Linked DNA regions of Homo sapiens: region 2 is linked to region 1. A link is an interaction called in ENCODE POLR2A ChIA-PET data of the cell type or tissue named here. Cell type or tissue: MCF 10A. All regions are shown on one strand. Links, peaks and the distances in the headings refer to the core of each region. The heading gives the core; the rest is flanking DNA.

The links. ChIA-PET counts read pairs that join two places held together with the same protein. Peaks named below come from ENCODE experiments on the same cell type or tissue, not always from the same donor. Only the 100,000 strongest peaks of a DNase experiment are listed, where the experiment ranks them.
Region 2: POLR2A ChIA-PET joins it to region 1 with 5 read pairs; 1 of 35 experiments calls an interaction of 5 or more read pairs at or near these places.

Annotation. Positions count from the first base shown.
Region 1 is chr22:25,395,891-25,405,722 of GRCh38, reverse strand. It overlaps the pseudogene LRP5L. Among named protein-coding and RNA genes, the nearest start is that of MIR6817, 55 kb to the left of the region's middle. RefSeq lists silencers at 156-585, 626-795, 1,347-1,641 and enhancers at 3,017-3,216, 4,467-4,646, 4,757-4,856, 5,017-5,076, 6,802-7,301. In MCF 10A, for the core only: no CTCF peak of the experiment used is centred there; a DNase peak (open chromatin) is centred at 4,642.
Region 2 is chr22:26,348,986-26,358,817 of GRCh38, reverse strand. It overlaps SEZ6L (seizure related 6 homolog like), which reads right to left. Exons shown (of 17, transcript NM_021115.5): 12 at 7,575-7,766. LOC124905096 (a long non-coding RNA gene) reads left to right here. Exons shown (of 3, transcript XR_007068038.1): 1 at 1-5,181; 2 at 6,056-6,117; 3 at 6,395-6,479. Among named protein-coding and RNA genes, the nearest start is that of ASPHD2, 75 kb to the left of the region's middle. In MCF 10A, for the core only: no CTCF peak of the experiment used is centred there; a DNase peak (open chromatin) is centred at 1,937.

The sequences.
Region 1 (9,832 bases), core at 2,261-7,260:
CTTGGGCAGCCCCGCCCCGTGCCTCAGTTTCCCCACTCATAGAGGCTCCACAGGTAACACACCGGGCTCCTGGCCCAGATCTGCCCCCGGGCCCCGCGGGGCGGAAACCCCGCGCCCCAGCCCCGCGCCGAGCCTCCCGGCGGCGCCCCCAGGGCAGGGCGAGGAGCGCGGGGAGGGGCCGCGGGGACCCGGGCCGCTGGGGCCGTGGGGCCCGCCCGGCCGCCGGCCGGCTCCCTGGGGCGCGGGCGGCTGCGTCAGCGGGGGGCGGAGACGCGGCGCTGCTTCCGCTCACGCGCGCCCTGCTCCCTCCTCCCAGTCGTCCTGGTCCGCGGCGCCCAACGGGGAAGACGAAGATGCAGGGACACGCGCGAGGAGCCGCCGCAGCCGCCGCCGCCGCGCTGTGGAGCCCGAGTGAGCGCGGCGCCAGCCCGTCCGGCCGCTGGACAACATGGAGGCTGCACTGCCCGGGCCGCCGTGGCCGCTGCTGCTGGCGCTGTGCGGCTGCCCGGCCCCCGCCGCAGGTAGGTGGGCGCGGGCCGACCCGGGACCGCGGGCTGCTAGTACAATGGCCCGGGCGGCCCCGCGACCAAGTGCACGGGCGCCACCGCCGCCTTGGAAGCGAGTTGGGGGCGAGTTGGGGCGCGCACCGGGGATCCCCCCGCCGTCCCTGCCCGGGCCATCCCCGGGGACGCCGCGTCCCGGGCCGGTGAGGAGGGCGCGCGGGCGGCGCCGGCCGGTCCTCACCTGCCCGCGCCCGTAGGAAGCCAGGAGCCGAGCCCGCGCTGGGCCCGTGTGGCCCGGGCCGGGCACCAAGTTGGGACTTGGGGCCCGGAGGCGGGCCTGGCCCGGGAAGCCGGTTCGCGACTCTGTTTCCAGCGGCCGCGCGGCCGGCCCGCGTGCTCCGAGGACCGGCTGAGGTTGCAGCGAGAAAGTTCTGAGCCCGGGTGCGGGGCTGCCTGGCCGGTGGCGCTGCCCCTGTGAGCCGTGGCTGTGGGTTTCCAAGCGGACTGACACATGCCAGGTGCCGGGGCGACCCGAATGCCCCTTGTGGCCGCCGGGGTCCCAGATGGTGTCCCTCCCCGGGTCGGCTGCCCGGAGGGGGGCGGGGGGGGTGGTGACATGGTCCCAGAGCGCGGGACAGTAGGGGAGGCAGGTTCGTGCCTCAGTTGTACTCTCCAGTGGGGAGAGAGTAAGGCCGGGCAACTTTGTCTCCAACTTTTGGTGTTTCCCAAGGGGTGGAGTTGAGGTCAGGAGGACTCAGGACACTTAAGCAGTTTGTGAAACGCTACACATGTTCTTTTAATTTGGAGATGGCCATGTGGTTTTTGAAGCAAGCCTCTTGCTGCCTAAATCATTCTCTTCGGATGTGCGTGTTTTGCTTTTCTGGAGTATGGCCAGCCAAGTGGCACGGCCCGCAAGTGCCTGTGCACGCCTGGGCTCCTGTTCTGTTTGTGGCAGTTTAGCTGGGAGGATCTTGGGCCCCTTTGTCTGTGCCTCCTTAAGGCAAACAGCTGTCTCCTTGAATATTTCCAGTGTGGATGGTGCAGGGGGGTGGCCGTGTAGTCTGTTCCCCTGGGCTGCAGCCTCTCTTCTGGAGGTGTAGGGGGCAGCGGGGAACAGGAGGAGCTTGGCCTTTGTTTCAAGTCCTCCTACCTCTGACCCAAACCTAGAGATTCTGTGGACAGTTTCACCCCAAATTTGCCTCTCTCAGGAGCGTGTTTACATTTTGGGGCCTTGTCGGGAGCTAGCAAAACAAGGTGAAGACAAAACAGCGACAGTATCTGGGGAGTACAGGCCAGCACCGTTCCTTTTTCCGGAAATGCGTGGGTCAAGGAGGCAAAAGGGGTTTTGAGGAAGCTGTTTGTTTTAAAGGGGGAGTTTCTAGGCTGACCACGTTTGCCTTTCACCTCATTGCAGTTTGGGTTTTGTGCACGTTTTAGGTGATGTTGCTGGAATCAAATGTCTGTCGTTCATGTGGTTGGAGCCCCTAAGGAGAAAGAACTACAGCTGTGGAGTTCAGTTGTATGTGAGGCAAAAATAGAGTTGATTATTTTAACATTAGGCAGCAAGGCCTGGGAGCCCCAGCAAATGTGGTGATCCAGTCCTAAAATAAAAGGAAAAGGAGGAACGGTTTTGATGTTATGTCCCTGATTTTCTGTGTGAGATACATGCCTCGGACTTCAGCGAAGCCAGTAAGTGGGCAGCTAATTATTTTTCCTGATTGCTTCCTGTTGCAATTGGAAGCTGTGAACCCACGGAAATGGCTTTGTTCTAGTGGTCCCAGTGCTGAGAACCTCCCCAGCTTCCAAGCCCTAGGCCTCTCTCCTCGGGGCCCAAGTGCTTATTCCAGGACCCGCCTGTCTAGGCACCCCCTTTCACCCTGGAGTTTCCTCCTGTAGATGCCCAAGGCCAAGGCCAGCAGGGCTGAGTGGGGTTAACTAAGGGCTGTGTGGGGCACCCTGAGAGAGTCCCCTCTAAAGCAGGGCCCCTTGGCGTTGAACTTCCCTTGTTCAGTTCCAAGAAATTCCCGGGTGAACCCGAGCCAACATTTGTTCAGCACTTTTCTGGGGAGATCCACCTCGTGCTTCCTGTCGTTTTTGGAATCCGTTTAATTTCAGCGGCACTGTGTCACTGCTCAGGCATTTAGTAGAACTCACACACAGAGATGGGGGGTGAAGGTGCAGGCAGGTGAGGCCTCCGAGTTGCTTTCTCCCTTGCAGCAACGGGTTGCAGGGCTGATAGGGGGTTTTGGGGTCAGACCCACCTGGATTTACATGCTCAGTAGCTGTTTGACTTTGGGCACCATACCTAGTTTCTGTCATCTTGCCTCGCTCCTCTCCCAGGCCTTGGGAAGCCCTTAGTGCCCTGTGTGAGACCTTTAGCCCCATCCCTGGCCCAGGCTGGGGACTGGCAGCGGCAGTGCTGCAGTGGCAGTTGTATGTAGGAGTCCTTGATCTTTCTGGCCCTGGCCGGTCTAGAGGCTGTTATTACAATAGTCTGTGTGACCTTGGACATCCAGTCCACTGACCACCTCACTCACTCACTGCTGCAGCCCTGGGGGGCAGGAGTAGTTAGCACTGTGGACAGAGCCCCTGTGTCCAGAGTCTGATCCCAGCCTGGCCGCTTGCTGTGCTGGGAAGCTTGAGAAGCTGACGCTACCTTTGTGTGCCTCAGTTTTCTCAGCTGTAAAATGGGGATAAGAATCCTTCCTACCATGAATTCAGTGAGTGAACGTGCACCTGGCCCAGTGTAATGCTGTTGCTGTTTCGCTTTGGTGTCTGCTACTGTGTGAAGTGCTGGGGTTGAATGTGATAGAATGGCAAATAAGGCCCCTCCGCTGTAGGCAGGGCTTCCCGTGTAGAGGGGAGGAAGGGAAACAAGCTGTGCAGCTATGCAGAGATGGGCCCAGGGGTGCTCCTTCACCCTCGGGGCGTCCTGTGAGAGGTCCTTAGAGGCCAGATCATGCTGTGGAGTCTCACTGTGATCCAGAAGGCAGTGGAAGCTACTGGAAGGCTTTAGGCAGGACTGATAGGAAATGAAAGCTGAAGCCAGACCTTTCCTAGGTGAAAAGTGTCAAGTTGATCTTTTTTTTTTAATTGAGGTGAAACTTACATGATATAAAATTAAAGTATACAAGGCAGGCATTTAGTACATCCACAGTGCTTACAACCATCACTTCTATGAAGTTAGAAGAGATTTCCATCACCCCAAAGTAAAACCCATACCCATTGCACAGTGACTTCTCGTTCCCTCTCCCCCGACCCCCTGATGAGCACCAGTCTGCTTTCTGCCTCTATGGCTCTGCCTGTTCTGTGCATTTTGTATGAAGGGAATCATACAATACATCGTTGTTTTTTGTGGCTGACTTCCTTGGTTACTGTAATGTTTTCAGGGGTCATCCAAGTAGTCCCAGGTATGGGTGTTTCAGCCTTTTTTTTTTTTTTTTTTTTGAGATGGAGTCTTGCTCTGTTGCCCAGGCTGGAGTGCAGTGGCACAATCTCGGCTCACTGCAACTTCTGCCTCCTGGATTTAAGTGATTCTCCTGCCTCTGCCTCCCAAATAGCTTGGATTACTAATGGGTGCTCGCCACCACACCCAGCAAATTTTTGTATTTTTAGTAGAGACGGGGTTTCACCATGTTGGCAAGGCTGGTCTTGAACTCCTGACGTCAAGTGAGCTGGCAGCCTCGGCCTCCCAAAGTGCTGGGATTACAGGCGTGAGCCACCATGCCCGTCCTATTTCAACCCTTTTTGTGGCTGAATAATATTCCATTGTGTGGAGGGACCACATTATATTTGTCAGTTCATCCACTGATTGGATTGATATTGGTTGGTTGTGTCTCCCAGCCAGCATGAACAGGGCTCATGCGTCCTGGTGGAGGTGGCTGGTGGGAGGATCTGGCCTGAGACTCTCCTGCTGAGTGAGGTTCAGGAATGAGCCAGGTGATGAGAATGAGCTGGGTAGTCAGTGTTGGCCTCTGAGAGGAGGGGCCTGGGCCCTGAGAGGAGCCCTGGGAGGGCAGGGTGAGGGCCAAGTTCAGGTTACAGAAGCTGTGAGACAGCCGGACATTTGTGGTTTGAGGCCTTGGAGACAATGCGCTCTCCAAACAGGGAGTCTGTTGGGGAGGCCCTGGCAGGAGCTGGGGCTGCATCCAGCCCCTTGGCTTGGTGGCCTCGTTCACTTATTTGTTCAGGAAGCAGCAGGGTCTGGGCTCCATGCCAGGCCACCCTGGAAGGCTGTCCTGGGGCAGCGCAACCCAAGCATGAAGGGCGGAGGCGGCTGTGGCTTGCTACGAGCTGGCGCCAGGGACCCACTGGCTGGCTCCAGCTGCTCTCTGCATTCTCTTCAGCTCTGGAGAGCTGTGTGCCGGCCCTCAGCCTGAGTTTCCTCATCTGCAAAATTGGGACGATGGTGTCCACCTTGCCGGTGCTGGTGGGGTCCCAAGAGCTGTTGTCTGGGGTAAGGGAGCTGGGGGCCAAAAGCTCATGCCCTGGGGCCCCAGCTGTCCTTTGAAGAGTACCCTGAGGGTGTGACTGAGAGCCAGTCCCCAGCACCCTTGTCCAGATGGGGACCAGGAGGTGGGTGAAGGTATTTGTGGTCTGAGCTCTGTGCTGGTTGCCCCCGAGGGGGCCTAGAGCCCTGCGTTAAGAGCAGAGCCCAGCCGGGCACGGTGGTTCACGCCTGTAATCCCAGCACTTTGGGAGGCCGAGGCAGGCAGATCACAAGGTCAGGAGATCGAGACCTTCCTGGCTAACACGGTGAAACCCCATCTCTACTAAAAATACAAAAAACTAGCCGGGCGTGGAGGCAGGCACCTGTAGTCCCAACTACTCGGGAGGTTGAGGCAGGAGAATGGTGTGAACCCGGGAGGCGGAGCTTGCAGTGAGCCGAGATTGGGCCACTGCACTCCAGACTCGGGGACAGAGTGAGACTCCGTCTCCAAAAAAAAAAAAAAAAAAAGCAGAGCCGGATGCTGGCCCTATCCCTTCTTGCCCCACCTGGTTAAATGGGGGCTGCCTTCCTGGGTTGGGAGTTGGGGGGGACTTGTGCCCCTAAGCCATGCAGAGACATGTGCAGACGGGCCGCTCTTACACATGCGGGTGGCCATCCATGGTCCCTGCCCATTTCCAAGGCCCTTGTAGTGGTCCCTGTGCTCCAGGTCCAGTCTCTGGTTTCCAGTTTGTCATGGTTTGCCTGTCGCCTTGTAGGGGGCAGTTGACGCTTTGCTGGCCTGGCTCATGGTGTGCCAGAGCCTGTGGCTGCTGCGCAACTGTGCCTCTTGCTCTCACAGTGGCAGGAGCCTCATATTCTGATTGAGCCTGATGGGCTGGAGGATCCTTCACAGGGTCACTGTTCTCTGTCCCTCGTGCTTGGGATCTCCTGCCGTGGACCCCCTGGGAGGTTGTCTTGCGGGTGGGGAGATTGTGCTTTCTGGGTATTTTCTTTTTTTTTTTTTGAGACGGAGTCTGGCTCTGTTGCCCAGGCTAGAGTGCAGTGGTGCGATCTCAGCTCACTGCAAGCTCCACCTCCTGAGTTCACACCGTTCCTCTGCCTCAGCCTCCTGAGTAGCTGGGACTACAGGCACCCGCCACCAAGCTTGGCTAATTTTTTGTATTTGTTTTTTTAGTAGAGACGAGGTTTCACCTTGTTAGCCAGGATGGTCTCCATCTCCTGACCTTGTCATCTGCCTGCCTCGGCCTCCCAAAGTGCTGGGATTACAGGCGTGAGCCACCGTGCCTGGTCGCTTTCTGGGTATTTTCTTATTTGCTCTATTGAAGTGTATTTAATTTAATATGTATATTTAAAACATCTGTTTTTAGTTTGCCTTATTGTAATATTTTTTGGAGATTTAAATTTTTTTTTTTTGAGACGGAGTCTCACTCTGTCCCCCAGACTGCAGTGCAGTGGTGCGATCTCGGCTCACTGCAAGCTCCGCTTCCCGGGTTCATGCCATTCTCCTGCCTCAGCCTCCCGAGTAGCTGGGACTACAGGCACCTGCCACCACGCCCGGCTAATTTTTTGTATTTTTTTAAGTAGAGACGGGGTTTCACCATGTTAGCCAAGATGGTCTCAATCTCCTGACTTCGTGATCCGCCCGCCTCGGCCTCCCAAAGTGCTGGGATTACAGGCAGGAGCCATCGCGCCCAGCCAAGATTTAATTTTTTTTTTTTTTTGAGTCTTGCTCTGTTGCCCAGTCTGGAGTGCAGTGATACAATCACTGCTCACTGCAGCGTCTACCTCCTGGGCTGAAGCAATCCTCTCACCTCAGCCCGCAAGTAGTTGAGACCACAGGTGTGTACCACCACGGCCAGCTAATTTTATTTATTTTTTGTAGAGACAGGGTTTCACTATGTTGCCCAGGCTGGTCTTGAACTCCTGGGCTCAAGTGATCCACCCACCTCAGCCTCCCCAAGTGCTGGGATTACAGGTATGAGTCACTGCCCCCAGCCTTAATGTAATTTTTCTTGTGGTTAAACTGAAGTGAAGGTTCACTCAAAGAGGAAAGTGGTTTTTAGCCTTTCTGAGGCCTCGAGGGCCCCTTCAAGCGTATGATAATGGTTCCTCTCCTGAGAAGGTGCCTGGTGGGGGCGGCACAGGCTCCACTCCACTGCATTGCAAGAATCCAGGGCCCCGCAGGGCTCAGAGCCCCGCTCCCAGTCTCCTTGTGGGGCATTGGGGGGCACTCACCTTCTGAGTGCCTCAGTTTCCCTTTTTGTAAAATGAAACCAGCTGATTCCAATCTCTATGGACTCTTCTAGCACAGGGCTTCACATTTTAGTTCCTTCAGGATCCTGAGGCCTCTGGACCGCTAGGGATTGAGGGTACCCCCAGAAGAGGTGCTGCTTCTGTGCCCTCTGTCGCCCAAGCTGGAGTGCAGTGGCACAGTCTCGGCTCACTGCAACCTCCGCCTCCCTGGTTCAAGAGATTCTCATGCCTCAGCAGCTGGGACTACAGGTGTCCGCCACCATGCCCAAATAATTTTTGTATTTTTAGTAGAGACGGGGTTTTGCCACGTTGGCCAGGCTGATCTCGAACTCCTGACCTCGAGTGATCTGCCTGCCTCGGCCTCCTAAAGTGCTGGGATTACAGGCGTGAGTCACCGTGTCCAGCCTGCCTGGCTAATTTTTAAAAATTTGTTGTCGAGATGGGTGTCTTGCTTTGCTGCCCAGTCTGGTCTTGAACTCCTGGCATCCAGCTATCCTCCCACGTCAGCCTTCCAAAGTGTTGGGATTACAGGCATGAGCCACTGTGCCCAGCCTATTTTATTATTATTATTTAATTTTATTTTTTCTCACTATTGCCCAGGCTGGCCTCCAACTCCTGGGCTTGAACGATCTTCCCACCTCAGCCTCCTGAGTAGCTGGGACTGCAGGCATGTGCCACCACACCCTACTTTGTACTTTTACTTTCATATCTTTGCTCTTATTAAAAGCCAAGTGCTATTTCATAGTACACAGGTGCACTTTACAGCATTTACTTGATTGAGTTTTCCCAGGCTTCATTACTGTTACAAGGCATGCTTGCTCGTGTGTCTCTGCATGTGTATAAGTGTTTTTATAGGAAACATTCCTAGTCAAAGAGTGTGTCCATTTAGGTTTTTAAATATATTGATGCCGGGCACAGTGGCTCACCCCAGTAATCCCAGCACTTTGGGAGGTTGAGGCAGGAGGATTACTTGAGTCCAGGAGTTCGAGACCAGCCTGGGCAACATTGGGAGACCCCCATCTCTACAAAAAAATTAAAAATTAGCTGGGTATGATTGCACACTCCTGTAGTCTCAGCTACCTGAAAGACTGAGGTGGGAAAATCTCTTGAGCCCAGGAGGTCAAGGCTACATTAAGCCATGATCATGGCACTGCAACAGATCTAGCCTGGGCAGCAGAGCGAGACCCTGTCTCAAATACATACATACATACCTCCTAAAAGGCTGTACCAATTCATACCTGCAAGCATCTATGAGAACATACACATTCCTATATCCTCTCTGATGCTGGCAATTACCAGATTTTGGTTTTTTGTGTTTTCTTTGGTCCCAATTTGGTTAAAAATTATAACACCTTTTGATTTGCACAACCCTCATTTCCGGTTTATTGGTATTTACTTTTCTGCAAATTGCCTACACTTATCCATCTTTCTATTGTTTTTCTTTCTTTTTTTGAGACGGAGTCTTGCTTGTCTCCCAGGCTGGAGTGCAATGGTGCGATCGCCATCTTGGTTCACTGCAACCCTTGCCTCCCGGATTCAAGCCATTCTCCTGGCTAAGCCTCCCAAGTAGCTGGGACTACAGGCATGCGCCACCACCCCCAGCTAATTTTTATATTTTTAGTGGAGACAAGGTTTCACCCTGTTGGCCAGGCTGGTCTCGAACTCCTGACCTCAAGTGACCTGTCCACCTCCCAAAGTGCTGGGATTACAGACGTAAGCCACGGTGCCTGGACTGTTTGTCTTTTTCTCATTGATTTGTGGGAGGTCTTTATTTGGTGTGGACTTTAATTCTTTGTTCTGTTTGTTTCACGTTTCACTGCTGGTCTTTGGCTAGTCCTTCATCCTTGTTTCTGGTGGTACATTATCTTAAAGGCATTAAGAAGTTTCATGTAATCACAACTCTATCTTTTATGGCTTTTTTCCTATCCCTTGTTCCTCCACCTCCAGATTATAAGTATATTCTCCATTATTTTCTTCCAGGAGTGTTACTGTTTTGTGTTTTACATTCAGACATTATTCTGATTTTTTTTTGTATATGGTATGAGGTAGGGGTCTGGCCAGTGAATAGGGAGTTGTCCAACACCTTGGTGGGATGATCCAACCTGTCCATTCATTGAAAATGCTGCTCTTTTATGTGTAGTGTCCACAGACACCTGGGTCCTGATTCCAGACCCTTCCCTGTGCTCCACTGCCTATACTGGAGTGCTGCTGTCTCCATCTCTGAAGCATCAGACCATATTTTGAGATCAGTTGTGCAAATTCCCACCTCACTGTCCTTTTCAAAAGATGTGTTGGCTCTTCTTGCATGTTTACGCTTTTGTGGTGAACTTCAGAGCCATCCTATCAGGTTCCACCCTTTGATCTCTTGAACTGGGGATGGTAAGTGGTGATATCCAACAGGTGTCAGAGGGCTGGATTTTAAGTAGCCCCTGATGAGCTGGCAGTCTCAGGCTGTGGAAGTGAATTCATCTGCTGGGTGCGGTGGAGCCGGCCTTGACATTTGTGGGTTTTGCTGACATTTGTGGAGGGCTCTGGAGGTGCCCTTTGTGCCACCTTGCCCAAGCCACTCCTGCTGCCCAGCTCCCTCCTGTGTCTGCTCAGGAAAGAAACTCTAATGCACGCTAAT
Region 2 (9,832 bases), core at 30-5,029, 960 kb before region 1:
GACAAGTTGTGACAACTCATAATTTCTCTAGAAATTGTATTTACACATGTCCCCTGGAAAGCAAAATCGCCTCTGGTTGAAAACCACTGGTCGAATGTTTTAAACAATTCGGGTTGCAACTGGTGTAACTCCAGCCGTTCTCTCCCAGGAATGCAAATGAATTGGACCGATGGCCTTATAGATCTACTCACGAACCCACTCTCGTTTCTGTTTTCTTTTTCTATTTTCCCCTCTCTTTAACAATAGAAGAAAATGTACATTTCTGGAGCACATTTGAACAAAAAGCTCGAAATCAAGTCCCCTAGTAATAGTTACAAATGGTTTGCAATATGCCCTACAAGCAGTGGAGCTTTGAAACAGAGTGGTGATTAGCAGCCAATGTTAACTGACGACTTGCTATGTGCCAAGCACACCATTCATTAAAAGCCTTTATATTTATGATTGGCATGTTCGTTTTTCAATCTTTTTGGTGAGAAAGCTGGCTTGTATAAAGTCATGGTGCTTGTAAGAGGCAGGGCTGGGGTACAAACCTGGACGTGCTGGTTTTTAGTGCTGTCCATTTAATGGTTCTGCTATAACAAAGGCCCTTCTTTTACCCAAATCCCCTAGGGTTATCATGGATTTCTGTGAGAGACCGCTTTCCCAGAGACAGAGATTTCTAAATGAGGACGGGAACTCAGCTAACACTGGACATGCTGGCCAAGATGTGGCCACAGGAGACGGCTCAACAGTGGAAGCTCCTACGGTGGCCACAGTCTGGCCACAGCACCTGTGGGCTCTGTCCAGGCTGGGAAATCCCTGTGTCTCGTATCCCAGGTGTTCTGGGCTCAGGGCTGTGAGAACCAGGGCCTCCCGGGGAATCGCTGTCTCTTAAGCAAGCTAAGTGGCTCCTGGAGAGCCACTCATAAAACCCTTGCCGGATTTGTCAGATTCTTTTTAGTTTTGGTGGTGTGGTTTATGTCTTTGGGATGGTTACCTCAGGAGTCATCCACCACGTCCTTATCAAAGAGGGGAAGTTGCAACAAAGCAGAGGTGTGATAAAGACCACATTCATTTTGCTAACAATATCAACGACAGTAATAGTAACATCATTTGTCGAGCCTCCTGGGCTTGGGGGATTCAAGGATCAACTGGAGACAATCCTAGCAGGTGAGTTATGTGTTTATTCTATATATATATTTTAAAATTCTTTCTCTTTCTTACTCTAGGGAATGTGATTCTACAAACATATAAACAGATCATTTCAATAAACTGCAGCAGCTGTGGTGACAGATGTCACTGTAGGTTCCATGGGAATTCTGAGGACAGAAACACAACCCGGCCTAGGAAATCAGGGAGGACTTCCTGGAGGAGGTGGTGCTGACGATTCATTGTGATTTCCTTCATAGACCTGTCTCTCCACCCTCCTTTCCAAATAGGCCCCAGGCTCCATGAGAATGTGGGTCATATCTGTTTATACCTTACTGTTTTTCCAGGGGCTAGTGCCAGGGTTCCCAAACTTTCACCAAGGTGACCCAGGATGCCACCAGGAACTCACAGGGGGTGCTGTGGGATTTTTAAAAAAAGTTCTGAGGGCCGGGCACAGTGGCGCATGGCTGTAATCCCAGCACTTTGAGAGGTCAAGGCGGGTGGATCACAAGGTCAGGAGACCATCCTGGCTAACACGGTGAAACCCCATCTCTACTAAAAATACAAAAAATTAGCCAGGCGTGGTGGCGGGCACCTGTAGTCCCAGCTACTCTGGAGCCTGAGGCAGGAGAATGGCGTGAACCCGGGAGGTGGAGCTTGCAGTGGGCTAAGATTGCGCCACTGCACATCGGCCTGGGCAACAGAGCCAGACTCCGTCTCAAAAAAAAAAAAAAGTTCTGAGGAAACACAATGATGTGTTGGACCCTTGTGAACTACCAGCTCAAGATAGTTCACCGTTTCAACATTAGATCACGTCACCTTTGTTTTGGTGATGACTCATCATTGCAAAGCTGGATTTTTTTGTGGTGCTCGTGCTAACTGTGACAAAATCAATGTGGAACAGGAAATTAGGGTGGCGAAGTCCCATCTGATCCTAACGTTTAAGAAGATTTGCACAGCCCAACGGGTATACACATCCTCGTAGCAGCAATTGTCATTATTATTATTATTATTATTATTATTATTATTATTATTATTATTATTATTTGAGACAGAATCTTGCTCTGTCTCCCAGCCTGGAGTGCAGTGGCATGATCTCAGCTCACTGCAACCTCCGCCTCCCGGGTTCCAGCGATTCTCCCGCCTCAGCCTCCCAGGTAGCTGGGATTACAGGCACGTGCCACCACACCCAGCTAATTTTTGTATTTTTAGTAGAGACGGGGTTTCACTATGTTGGCCAGGCTGGTCTCGAACCCCTGACCTCAGGTAATCTGCCCGCCTCAGCCTCCCAAAGTGCTAGGATTACAGGTGTAAGCCATCACGCCCAGCCAGCAATTGTCATTATTTAATAATAAAAAAAACCGTTTTTCTTTTAATGTATGTGCATTACTTTTTCAAATGGCTACTATGCTGTGAAGAGATAACTACTCATTCAGTTGTTTGTACCTAACTGTTTAATAAATGGAACTGGTATTTAATAAATGGAAATGGTATTTTGGCCTAGGAAATCTGTGAAAAAATTCCTGAGACACCAAGGGTGTCATGAGTTGAGAAAGTTTGGGAACCTCTGTCCTAGCGTGTGCCTGCATATAGGAGGCCTGAACAACTGAGTAAGCTGAATGACTGAGTGAGTTGCTCCCAACAATCCTTCTTGGTAAAGGGTATTATTTTCTTTCACAGATGGGGGCTCTGAGGCCCAGAGAGGGCAAGTTACTTGCCCAAGGTCACTCAGCAGAGCTGGAGGGTGTGTCTGACTTTGACACCCAGACTCTTCCCTTTATCTCTGCCTGACCTGTCTGTTCTTAAAGTGCCCTGGGGTAAATGGACTAGGATTAAAAAGATATGGCTTTCAGTCCCAGGGGACCAAACTATGGCTTTGGGCAAGTGACTGGGCAAGAGGCTGTAGACAACCAGAGCTTATACAGTTTTCTTTTCTTTTCTTTTCTGTTTCTATGTTGTTGAGACAGGGTCTCCCTCTGTTGCCCAGGCTGGAGTGCAGTGGCGTGATCTCTGCTCACTGCAACCTCCGCCACCTGAGCTCAAGTGATTTTCCTGCCTCGGCCTCCTGAGTAGCTCAGATTGCAGGTGCTCACCATCAAGTCTGGCTAATTTTTGTATTTTTAGTAGAGACGGGGGTTTCACCATGTTGGCCACACTGGTCTGGAACTCCTGACCGCAAGTGATCCTCCTGCCTCAGCCTCCCACAAGTGTTGGGATTACAGGCGTGAGCCACCTCACCACTGGGCCCAGGGGCTTATGCAGTTTTCTGTCTGCTTCATTAACTTCTTGGTGGATCTTTGTCCACTCTTAAGCACCAGAGGTTTGCCCAAAAGCTGAACTGCAGAGTGATGAGGTTGGGAAGATGCTTTTGGGTTTAGTCAGGCTTGAGTTAGAATTCTGTTCTTCCTTTCTGTTGTGTGACCTCAGGAAAGCTACTCACCCTCTCCAGTCCTTCTTTGCCTGCTTTTAAGTGGACAGGCATTCACCTGTGCGATTTCCGTGAGGGTGAAGAGTGTTAGTGTTGGGGAAAAGGTCAGCCTACTGAAGGGGCCCATCAAATGGGTGCTGTTCCCTTTGTTCAGTCGACAAAACGTTTCAAAGCTGTTTTATGTCTGACAACCTCAACCTTAAAAATGCCTTCAGAACCTAGACTGCATCCTCCCTCTTACTCAGGAGCCGCGCTGCCAGAATCGGACCATCTCTCGCCTCCTGCGTTATCTCCCATCAGCCTCACCCGCTTGTCACGTCGCTGCCACCACACGCAGGGCTCTTCTTCAGGCTTTTGGGAGTACCGCGTGTCTCCTGACACCCCGCGTGGCTCGTGAACTCATTAGCATGGGTGTAAGGGAAGCCGTCTCTACTCAGCACTGCAGATCCAATGCTGAGATTTCAGGGAAAAGCATTCCCGAAGGGAGGGAGGGAGGCTTGCGTCTTGGAAATCCAGCAGCAGCTGCCGCAGCTCAGAGGGTCTTTAGAGACTGGGTCTCATTGGTGAAGTGCTTTTTCTTTTTTAAAAAAATGATGCCTCCACCTTTCAGTATTTTAATAGAAGCTTTTATTTTAAGCTTTTCATCTCTGGGTCTCTGCAGCTGGAGTTACTAAAGTGGCTGCTTCTGATCGCTCTTGCAGTCACTAGAAGGAAATGGGAATGACACTGACGTCCTAGGGCTGCCCTTGACAAAGGACCACAAACCGGGAGGCTTAGGACAGCAGAAACTTCTTGGCTGGGAGGCTGGAAGTCCAAAATCAAGGTGTCAGCAGGGCCACACTCCCTCTGAATGCTGTGGGCGGTTGGGGGGGGTCCTTCCTTCGTGCTCCCTGGCTTGCAGCTGCATCACTCTAATCTCTCCCTCTGTCACCCTGTGGCCTTCTCTGTATCTGTGTCCCCATCTGTGTCCAGATTTCCCTCTTCTTACAAAGACACCAGTCATTGGATCAACACCCATCTTAATCCAGTGCGACCTCAGCTTAACTTGACCACATCTGCAAAGATTCTATTTCCAATCAAATCCACAGTTACAGATACTGTGGGTTAGAACTTTGAAGTTCTAATCAAGGTCACAGTTACAGATACCATGGGTTAGGATGTCAAAGACGCTACGTCCAATCAAGGTCACAGTTACAGATACCATGGGTTAGGATGTCGAAGACACTCTGTCCAATCAAGGTCACAGTTACAGATACTGTGGGTTAGGATGTCGAAGACACTGTGTCCAATCAAGGTCATGGTTACAGATACTGTGGGTTAGAACTTTGAAGTTCTAATCAAGGTCACAGTTACAGATACCATGGGTTAGGATGTTGAAGACACTGTGTCCAATCAAGGTCACGGTTACAGATACTGTGGGTTAGAACTTTGAAGTTCTAATCAAGATCACAATTACAGATACCATGGGTTAGGATGTCAAAGACGCTAGGTCCAATCAAGGTCACAGTTACAGATACTGTGGGTTAGAACTTTGAAGTTCTAATCAAGGTCACAATTACAGATACCATGGGTTAGGATGGCGAAGACGCTATGTCCAATCAAGGTCGCAGTTACAGATACTGTGGGTTAGGACTTTAACATATCTTTTGGGGATAGATTCAACCTATAACAGGAACCAACCAATGTGGATTTGGCCCAAGGTTCTGGGGCTTGGGGACCAAGTGTGGTTGTGGTTAAGGGGCTAGGTTTAGTATGTGTGTATAAATACACACATATGCATAGATTCACATATATATAGTGTCTAGAAATGTGTCTTACACATTCAATGAGCAATGATTCTTGTTATTTGTACTTCCCTCTGAATATCAGTTTCCTTAGTATATGTGTATATGCATATATATGCACATATGTACACACACTATATATACACACACATACACAAAAACACATGTTTACAGATATGTATAGTGTGCTTAGCAATGTGTCTTTTACATTCAATAAGTAACTATTGTTATTATCTGTACAATGGGGGCAGTTGCATTTTATCTCTAAGTCATCCTGCAGTTGTATTTTATCTCTCAGATTCCCTTCAGCTCTGAAATTCTGGGACTCTGACTAAAAAGACAGATGGAGACACAGGGCTGTGTGGTCCAAGAATCCCTGTTACTTGTGGAAACAGAATAATAAAGTGTCCCTTTTTGAGAAGAGAAAATAAGAACACAGAAATGGAAATTTTTCTCTCACAAGAAAAGGATCAGATGTTAAGGGAAATCTATGAAGCAAGCGCTTTGGGCCTAAAACTCTTCATTCTTTTGGGATCTGTAGAGTAAAGCCCTTCTGTGGGCTGGGGAAGCTGAATTTATGAACTAGCACACGGGAACTTGGCTTTGGCTGGCTCATGAATAGAGCAGAGAGGAAGGTCTCTTGTGAGTGTGAATTTGGCCATACTCTGTCTTCAACGACAGGCAACAGACATCTCCATTTTTGTTTTCCTGCCAGGAATCAAAGAGTTAATGCATGCGCCATTCTTAGAATGACACCTGGCCTACAGTAAGTGCTCAGTAAGTATCAGCCTATCCAATGAAAACGGACAAGGACTTTCCTGCTTTCTGGTTGCCTTTCTGCAGTTTGCTCGTCTAAATCGTAGAGTTGCTTGTTAGTGTGGTCATCAAAATTTGTGAAGCCTGTTTTAGGTACTTGTGAGAAGTCACAAAACATAGCCACTATAGGAGGTGGCCAAGTCTATAAATTGTACACAGTGTTACTCACATCAGATGTAGGGGAATTTATAATCAACTCACAGGAATTCTATTTTTTCTTTTCTTTTTTTCCCCCCAGAGTTAAATTCTTGGTTCTTCAACACTATCAAGACCTCACTGTGGCTTCTGGAGTTTGAACTGGCTGTATTCCTAATGGAGTTGTTCATAACACACTAATTTAAAATATTAGTGCAGCTGAGAGTTTCTAACCCCCAAAATACTGTGTAAGGCTCTGCTCCTTCCGTGTAACTTCATGCTTTCCTTATGCAATGACTGTGAACATTGTTTGTATATCAGAATCCCTAGAGAGCCTTGAAGTAGTATTCTTTTTTTTTTTTTTTTGAGGCAGGGTCTCGCTGTGCCACCCAAGCTAGGGTACAGTGACATAATCACAGCTCACTGCAGCCTTGACCTCTTGGGCTCAAGCAATCCTCCCACCTCAGCCTCCTGAGCAGCTGGGATAATAGGTGTACACCACCATGCCTGGCTAATTTCTGTATTTTTTTGGTAGAGACAGGGTTTCGCCATGTTGCCCAGACTGGTCTCAAACTCTTGGGCTCGAGTGGTTTGCCTGCCTTGACCTCCCACAGTGCTGGGATTACAGGTGTGAGCCACCACACCTAGCACAGTATCCTCTTCTTAAAATGAAATCAGTGAAGCCAGGGTGGTGGCTCATGCCTGTAATCCCAGCACTTTGGGAGGCCGAGGCGGGTGGATCATTTGAGATCAAGAGTTCAAGACCAGCCTGGCCAACATGGTGAAACCCCATCTTTACTAAAAATATAAAAATTAGCCAGGCATGGTGGCACGCGCCTGTAATCCCAGCTACTCGGGAGGCTGAGGCATGAGAATCGCTTGAACCCAGGAGGCGGAGATTGCAGTGAGCCAAGATGGTGCCACTGCACTCCAGCCTGGGTGACATAGTGGAATTCCATCTAAAACCAACCAACCAACCAACAAACAAACAAACAAACAAACAAACAAACAAAAAAACAAAGTATACTATGCTCCCAGGGCTACTTGAGGAAGAAAGAGTGAAATTTGGTAGAAGACTTAGAGCAACGCGTGATAAATTTACTGTAAATGTTATAGTATGTGTGCTCCCAATCAGTGTTAGGTACTGTTTTGTCATAGTAATGATAATAAAAGCCCCTGTCGAAAAGCAGAAGGCCTCCTAGCAGCCCAGCCTTCCATCATGAACAAGAGAAAGTGAATCTGCTTCTACCTACTGGGGGCCCAATTCATTAAACAGGACTCACAAACGCAGTGGGGCAGGCGAGACGTCCAGATGGGAGTCCCTGTTTCACGGCTGTAGCAGGTCAGAAGAGAACTCCCTTCAAGCACAAAACCGGGGTTGCAGGTGTATTGGATGGTGGTCCCCACCAGCAGCACAGGATCCGAAATTAAGCGGGTCGAGTGATCCACCTCTCCGGGGTCGGTGCAGTACATAACTACACGGGATGAAACCAGACCAAGAGGACGTCAGACCTCTGGATGACCATGGGTTTGCTGAGAATTACAGAATGATCTAGAAAGTTTCCTAACTTGGCCGGGTGCGGTGGCTCACGCCTGTAGTCCCAGCAATTTGGGAGGCCGAGGCGGGTGGATCACGAGGTCAGGAGATCGAGACCATCCTGGCTAACATGGTGAAACCCCGTCTCTACTAAAAACACAAAAAATTAGCCTGGCCTGGTGGTGGGCGCCTGTACTCCCAGCTACTCGGGAGGCTGAAGCAGGAGAATGGCGTGAACCCGGGAAGCGGAGCTTGAAGTGAGCCGAGATCGCACCACTGCACTCCAGCCTGGGCGACAGAGCGAGACTCCATCTCAAAAAAAAAAAAAAAAAAAGTTTCCTAACTCAGTTCTTTTCCTTTTTGGAAGATAATGTATCTTTTGTTGATAGGTGGCTGGAGAATAGGCCAGGAGAAAATAGCCTTGAATTTAATTCCTCTTTTAAGAATTTGCCCAAAGAGGTGGGGCACGGTAGCTCATGCCTGTAATCCTAGGACTTGAAAGGGAAGACAGAGGTGGATGAATCGCTTGAGCTCAGGAGTTTGAGACCAGCCTGGGCAACACAGCAAGATCCGGTCCCTACAAAAAATACAAAAATTAATGGGGCATGGTGGGGTACACCTGTTTTTCCAGCTACTCAGGAGGCTGAGGTGAGAGGATCGCTTAAGCCTGGCAGGTCAAGGCTGCAGTGAGCCATTATGGCACCACTGCACTCCAGCCTGGGCAACAGAGTGAGACCTTGCCTCAAAAAAATACATATAAATATATATATATATATATGTGTATATATATATATACACACACACACACATATATATGAATTTGCCCAAATAATTTGCATCAGGGTCCAAAGACCTATGTATAAGGTTGCATATTGCATTATTATTTGCGATTTTTTTAAAAAGGAAACATTGCAAATAGTTTAACAGGGAAAGAGTTAAATATCATGGAATAGCCATCCCATGAAATTCTGAGCAACTGCTAAAGAGAACAAAGTGAGGGGGAGCCTTCACTGCTTTCTCTGTAGTGCTGGAATGTAGTAAAATAAACTTTCATTACTTTTCACATTAAAAAATCAATATAGATAAAAGGAAAACAATAAACCAATTAAAAGAGAATAAACTGGACAACATGTATGATATGAAAAGATATCCACATTTCTGAGCTGAAAAAAAAGCAGATGCAGGAAGTTTGTAAGAATGGATCTGCTGGGTGCGGTGGCTCATGCCTGTAATCCCAGCTCTCTGGGAGGCTGAGGCCAGGAGTTTGAGACCAGCCTGGGCAACATAGCAAGACCCCTGTCTCTACAAAAAATTTTTAAAAATTAGCTGGGTGTGGTTGTTCACATCTGTAACCCCAGCATTTTGGGGGGCTGTGGTGGGAGGACTGCTTGAGCCCAAAACCTTGAGGTTGCAGTGAGCTATGATTGACATATGACAGATGACACATATATAGATGTCTATGTGTGACATGTAATGTATGTATGATGTGCATGTACACACACACACAATTGAAGCAATATAGAATAAATGTTTAACAGCAGCGTTGTTTCCAAAGAGTAACATCATCAAAGATTTTCACTTTCTATTCTATCATTTTACTACTGCCTGGGTACTATAAGTAAGCATCGTTACCAATGTAATTTTAAGATATGGCTATATATGTCTTTCAATGTCAAGACAGGAGATTAACCAATGAAAGGTTAATGAAATCCAGTGACTTCTATGGGGAGACCATTGTGCCAAGGGGTTTTTCTGACCTCATTTCATCAGAAGAGAGAACAACAGAGGTGATTGGTGGGTCTCCACTGTCTTGGATGGAGGATAAGTGAGAGACCCAGCATGGAAATGCAAACAGTCCCACATAGAAGGGGCCCAATTCAAATTTATTTGCCCACTTTGGGCCTTTTCTTGGCAAAAAATGAGGCAGGTAAGAAGACTTCTATAGGGAACTAGTTCATGTTCATTCCAATCCCTTAAAATGGTTAAATAATAATGATTTTTCCC